Linked DNA regions of Homo sapiens: region 2 is linked to region 1. A link is an interaction called in ENCODE POLR2A ChIA-PET data of the cell type or tissue named here. Cell type or tissue: OCI-LY7. All regions are shown on one strand. Each heading gives the region's core, and the rest is flanking DNA. Links, peaks and the distances in the headings are about the cores only. Region 1 overlaps EEF2K (eukaryotic elongation factor 2 kinase). Region 2 has its middle 4.4 kb from the start of EEF2K.

The links. Peaks named below come from ENCODE experiments on the same cell type or tissue, not always from the same donor. Only the 100,000 strongest peaks of a DNase experiment are listed, where the experiment ranks them.
Region 2: POLR2A ChIA-PET joins it to region 1 with 13 read pairs; 20 of 35 experiments call an interaction of 5 or more read pairs at or near these places.

What each region holds. Positions count from the first base shown.
Region 1 is chr16:22,251,797-22,254,601 of GRCh38, reverse strand. All of the region lies in intron 6 of EEF2K (eukaryotic elongation factor 2 kinase), which reads right to left. Among named protein-coding and RNA genes, the nearest start is that of TRL-AAG2-4, 44 kb to the left of the region's middle. In OCI-LY7, for the core only: no CTCF peak of the experiment used is centred there; no DNase peak of the experiment used is centred there.
Region 2 is chr16:22,200,526-22,203,330 of GRCh38, reverse strand. No RefSeq gene overlaps it. Among named protein-coding and RNA genes, the nearest start is that of EEF2K, 4.4 kb to the left of the region's middle. In OCI-LY7, for the core only: no CTCF peak of the experiment used is centred there; a DNase peak (open chromatin) is centred at 1,410.

The sequences.
Region 1 (2,805 bases), core at 225-2,724:
GTAAAGTGGAGTAGGGGAGATTAGGGACTCTAGCTTGCACCTCTTGCCCTGTTACACAAGGACTCATCCTTGGTTCCCATGTCCTCCTCAATGCCACCTCCTGGGAGGATTAGGTCCAGGTTTCCCAAGGAAACGACCATCCATGGAGAGTGGGTCACCAGACATGCAGACAACAGATGCAGAGGCCGAAGGGGTCCTGATCTGAGAGGTGAGAACTTGCCCCAAACAAGGCTTCAATGGGTTCTGAGAACCGGCCTGAGGGGAAGGCAGGGAGCGGCGGTTCTCAGAGGGTTCTGCCCAAAGGCTGGTCCCATCCCTACAAGGAAACTTACAGCAGGGCCACCTGCTGGGCCAGAGGGCTCCCTGGGCGAGGGGCAGTGGTACAGCCACAGTGGACAACCAGCACCTTCTCAAACAACCACGTCTCTCTCCCTCCCTTAAGTCAACCACATTATTATTATTATTATTATTATTGTTACTACTACTACTACTACTACTATTTGGGGATGGAGTCTTGCTCTGTCACCCAGGCCGGAGTGCAGTAGCCCAATCTCGGCTCACTGCAGCCTCCGCCTCTCGTGTTCAAGTGATTCTCCTGCCTCAGCCTCCCAAGTAGCTGGGATTACAGGCGTGCACCACCATGCCCAGCTAATTTTGTATTTTTAGTAGAGGCGGGGGTTTCACCATGTTGGCCAGGCTGGTCTCGAACTCCTGACCTCAGGTGATCCGCCCACTTCAGCCTCCCAAAGTGCTGGGATTACAGGCATGAGCCACTGTGCCAGGCCTACCACAGTATTATTTACTGGACACCTAGGCACTAGGAGACAGCAGTGAACATGATAAAATAAAATCTCTGCCTTTAGGGGAGAGAAGCACCTAAAATATTAACTAAATGAATGACATACTAACTGCTCCAAAGAACAGGAAAAAAAAAAAAAGTTAGAATGATGTGACAGAGGTGACTGGGGCAGAGGGACCACTTCTTAGGGTTGTCTGAGATGGGCTGGCTGAGGAGGTGACACAGGATCTGAGACCTGAACTATAAGAAGTAGCTAGCCATGCAAGAATTACGGTGACACAAGATGCCCGCCAAGCCCACAGCCAGGGCCAAGGTTTTGGGGCAGGAACAAGCTTGTGGAGGAAGAGAAAGGAGGCCAGGCTGGAAGGCCGCAAATTGCAGAGGAAGCCACAGCCCCCCAGGGTGGGGACTGTGGCTTCTTGCGCCTGCCTCAAGTATGCTTCATCAAGGGCTCTGCAAACAGCAGGTGCTCAATAAATTCTGCACACCCAGGAGACTGTGCGTTGTATGTAGTAGATGCTCAAGCTGTGGAAGATCTCAGCTGTGGGCTCATGCAGGGCAGAGGCATGGATCCTTCCTCAAATGCCGAAAGGCAACAGGGAATTCTGCTTGGCCTCAGTCACTCATCACCCTAGGGGCTCAAATGAAGGTGCCAACCTAGCAGGGGGTTGAAAAGCCTGCATTTGAGACCTGGCTACAGCTCTGCCTGGTTGGGGAAGTCATTTAGCCTCTTTGAGCCCAGGGTTTCCCAAAGAGCAGACATAGTATCCACTATGATATGGTTTGGCTGTGTCCCCACTCAAAGCTCATCTTGAATTGTAGCTCCCATAATTCCCACGTGTTGTGGGAGGGACCTGGTAGGAGATAATTGAATCATGGGGGTGGTTTCCCCCATACTGTTCTCATGATAGTGAATAAGTCTCACGAGATCTGATGGTTTTATAAGGGGAAACCCCCTTTGCTTGGTCCTCAATCTCTCTTGTCTGCCACCAGGTAAGATGTGCCTTTTGCCTTCTGCCATGATTGTGAGGCCTCCCCAGCCACATGGAACTATCTGTCCATTAAACCTCTTTTTCTTTTATAAATTACCCAGTCTTGGGTATGTCTTTATCAGAAGTGTGAAAACGGACTAATATACATTCCCAGCTCTTTCTTCCGCTTTTTCTTGGGAATCTCACCTTTTCCAGTCTCAGTCCCTGTGGTCTGGGTGGAACACCTACATTCCTAGCTCTAAGGGCAGGCACATGGCTAGGGTGTGCCCAATCTGCATATTCCTGCCCCTTGGCCACTGTGATTGGCTCGGCAATAGGGATCTGACTTAATCAGAGCCAATGAAACGCAGCTCTGGGACTTTTATTGGAACTTCTGGGGAAATAGGTTTTGTCATTCCAACAAGAACTTGGGCCTGCTGGGGGCCAGAGTGCTACCACTAGTGCAGAGGCTGCCTGAGAATGACGCCAACCCAGAAGAACACCCAGGCCAGAGATGGAGGAAGATTCTGACAACCTCAGTTTAATCCTGCATCCAGCCGTGCCTGTGGCAGCATTATTTTTCAGTTACATAAGGCAATGAATTCCCTTTTCGGATTAAGCAGTTTGAGTGGGTTTCTGTCATTTGCAAACAAAAATCCTGACTAATAGATCCCATCTGTAATTGAGGATAAAAACATTCCGACCTCAGAGCTCTGTTTTTAGGAATAAATGACTCTGGAACAAGTGCAATGGCTCACGCCTGTAATCCCAGCCCTTTGGGAGGCCGAGGTGGATGGATTGCTTGAGGCCAGGAGTTTGAAACCAGCCTGGGCAACATGGCAAAACCCTTTCTCTACAGAAAATACAAAAATTAGCTAGGCATGGTGGCATACCCCTGTAGTCCCAGCTACTCAGGAGGCCAAGCTGGGAGGATTGTTCAAGCCCAGGAGGTTGAGGCTGCAGTGAGCTGTAATTATGCCACTGCACTCTGGCCTGGGCAACCAAGAAAGATCCTGTCTCAAAAAAAATAAAAAT
Region 2 (2,805 bases), core at 14-2,513, 51 kb after region 1:
ACCCACTACCCACTAGCATGACTATAATCAAAATCTCAGATAATAGCAAGTGTTGGCAAGGATGTGGAGAAACTAGAACCCTCATACACTGCTGGTAGGAATGGAAAGCAGTTTGGCAATTCTTAAAAAAAATTAAACATGAAGTTACCGTATAACCCAGCAATTCAAATCCTAGCAGAAATGAAAACATATGTCCACACAAAAACTTATACAAAATGTTCATGGGAATATTATTCATAATAGGCAAAAGGTGAAAACAATCCAAATGACTGATGAATGCATAATTAAAATGCAGTAGGCCAGGCGGTGGCTTATGCCTGTAATCCCAGCACTTTGAGAGGCCGAGGCGGGCGGATCACTTGAGGCCAGGCTGGTCTTGAACTCCTGGCAACAACGTGGTGAAACTCCGTCTCTATTAAAAATACAAAAATTAGCCAGGTGTGATGGCATGTGCCTGAAATCCCAGCTACTCGGGAGGCTGAGGCAGGAGAATCACTTGAACCTGGGAGGCAGAGGTTGCAGTGAGCCGAGGTCACACCACTGCACTCCAGCCTGGGCGACAGAGCGAGACTCCATCTCAAAAAAGAAAAGAAGGCAGTAGATTCATACAATGAAATACTATTTGGCAACAAAAAGGAATGAAGTGCTGATACATGCTACAACACGGACGAACCTTAAAAAATATGCTATGTGAAAAGAGCCAGACACAAAAGACAACATACTATGTGATTTCATTTATATCAGTGAATAGGACAATCGATCCATAAAGAGAGAAGTAGATTAGTGGTTGCCAGGGGCTGGGAAGGGAGCTTGGGGAGAGGGGGAGTGACTATTAATAGTTGTAGGGTTTCTTCTTTGGGGTGATGAAAATGTCCTAAAATTGATTGTGCTGATGGTTGCACAATTCTGTGAATACACTAAAAACCACTGAATTATACTTTTTTAATGGGTGTATGGGCCAGGCGCGGTAGCTCACACCTGTAATCCCAGCACTTTGGGACGCCGAGGTAGGTGGATCACTTGAGCCCAGGAGTTGTAGACTAGTCTGGGCAACATGGCAAAACCCCGTCTCTGCTAAAAATACAAAAATTAGCCAGGTGTGGTGGTGGATGCCTGTAGTCCCAGCTACTTGGGAGGCTGAGGCAAGAGACTCGCTTGAACTTGGGAGGTGGAGGTTGCAGTGAGCTGAGATCATACCACTGCACTCCAGCCTGGGTGACAGAGCAAGACTCTGTCTCAAAAAAAAAAAAAAAAAAGTGTGTGAATTATATCAGCAATTATAACAGCAATAAAGCTGTCACAAAACAAAACAAAAAAGACTCATGGTGTTTCCATCTCACCATGGTGATAGAGCCCCAGGTCTTACAGTCACAGTCACGTGGCTGTTCCCAACTGCAACAAGACAGGTGTAATCCTCCCATCTGCTCAGGGTGGGGCTGAAGAGCTGCACTGGCCGCAGGCACCACAGGAAGGGTCTGGTTTCCAAACTGTTAACTGCCCAAATTCCCTGTGCACAGTGGGCTTGGGTTGTGTGTTTCACCTCTTTGGCTCAGAGGTCCTGGGCCTACTAGGTATGAGAAATGCCCAACACAGAGCCATCTGGATGGCCCACCTGTAGCTACTGAAAGACTTAAGGAAGTGATGAGACACCACTCGTCTTGTATTTATTTAATTTAGTTAATTTATTTGTGTATTTGTTTTGAGACAGAGTCTTGCTCTGTCACCCAGGCTGGAGTGCAGTGGCACAATCTTGGTTCACTGCAGCCTCCACCTCTCAGGTTCAAGCAATTCTCCTGCCTCAGCCTTCCAAGTAGCTGGGTTACAGGCACCTGCCACCAAGCGCAGCTAATTTTTGGTATTTTTAGTATAGACGGGGTTTTACCATGTTGGCCAGGCTGGTCTTGAACTCCTGCTTCAGGTGATCTACCTGCCTTGGCCTCCCAAAGTGCCGGGGATTATAGGCATGAGCCACCACACTCGACCCCCACTCTTCTTTTAGATCGCATGTTCCTCTCCTACCCTGTGTAAAGCCAGCCCCAGGATGAGAGTGGGACACATCAGGGCTTCGAGTTTTCATTCACCTATATATTTGCACAGGAAAAGATCTGGAAAGTACTTTCTTTCTTCTTTTTTTTTCTTTAAGATGGAGTTTCACTCTTGTTGCCCAGGCTGGAATGCAGTGGCGCAGTTTCAGCCTACTGCAACATCTGCCTCCAGGGTTCAAGCAATTCTCCCGCCTCAACCTCCCAAGTATCTGAGATTACAGGCGTCCGCCACTACACCCAGCTAATTTTTGTATTGTAGTAGAGATGGGGTTTCACCATGTTGGTCAGGCTGGTCTCAAACTCCTGACCTCAAGTGATCTGCCTGCCTCAGCCTCCCAAAGTGCTGGGATTACAGGTGTGAGCCACCATGCCCGGCTTTTTCTCTTTTTCTTTTCTTTTTCTTTTTTTTTTTTTTTTTTGAGACAATCTGGCTCTGTCACCCAGGCTGGAGGTCAGTGGCATGATCTTGGCTCACTGTAACCTCCGCCTCCTGGATTCAAGCGATTCTCCTGCCTCAGCCTCCCAAGAAGCTGGAACTACAGGAGGGCGCCACCATGCCCAGCTAATTTTTGTATTTTTAATAGAGATGGGGTTTTGCCATGTTGGCCAGTCTGGTCTCAAACTCCTGACCTCAGTGACCTCAGGTGATCCGCCTGCCTCAGCTTCCCAAAGTGCTGGGATCACAGGCGTGAGCCACTGTGCCCAGCCCAAACTGGTACTCTTCATAATGGTTACTTCTGAGCTGTGGGATTCGGTTGTG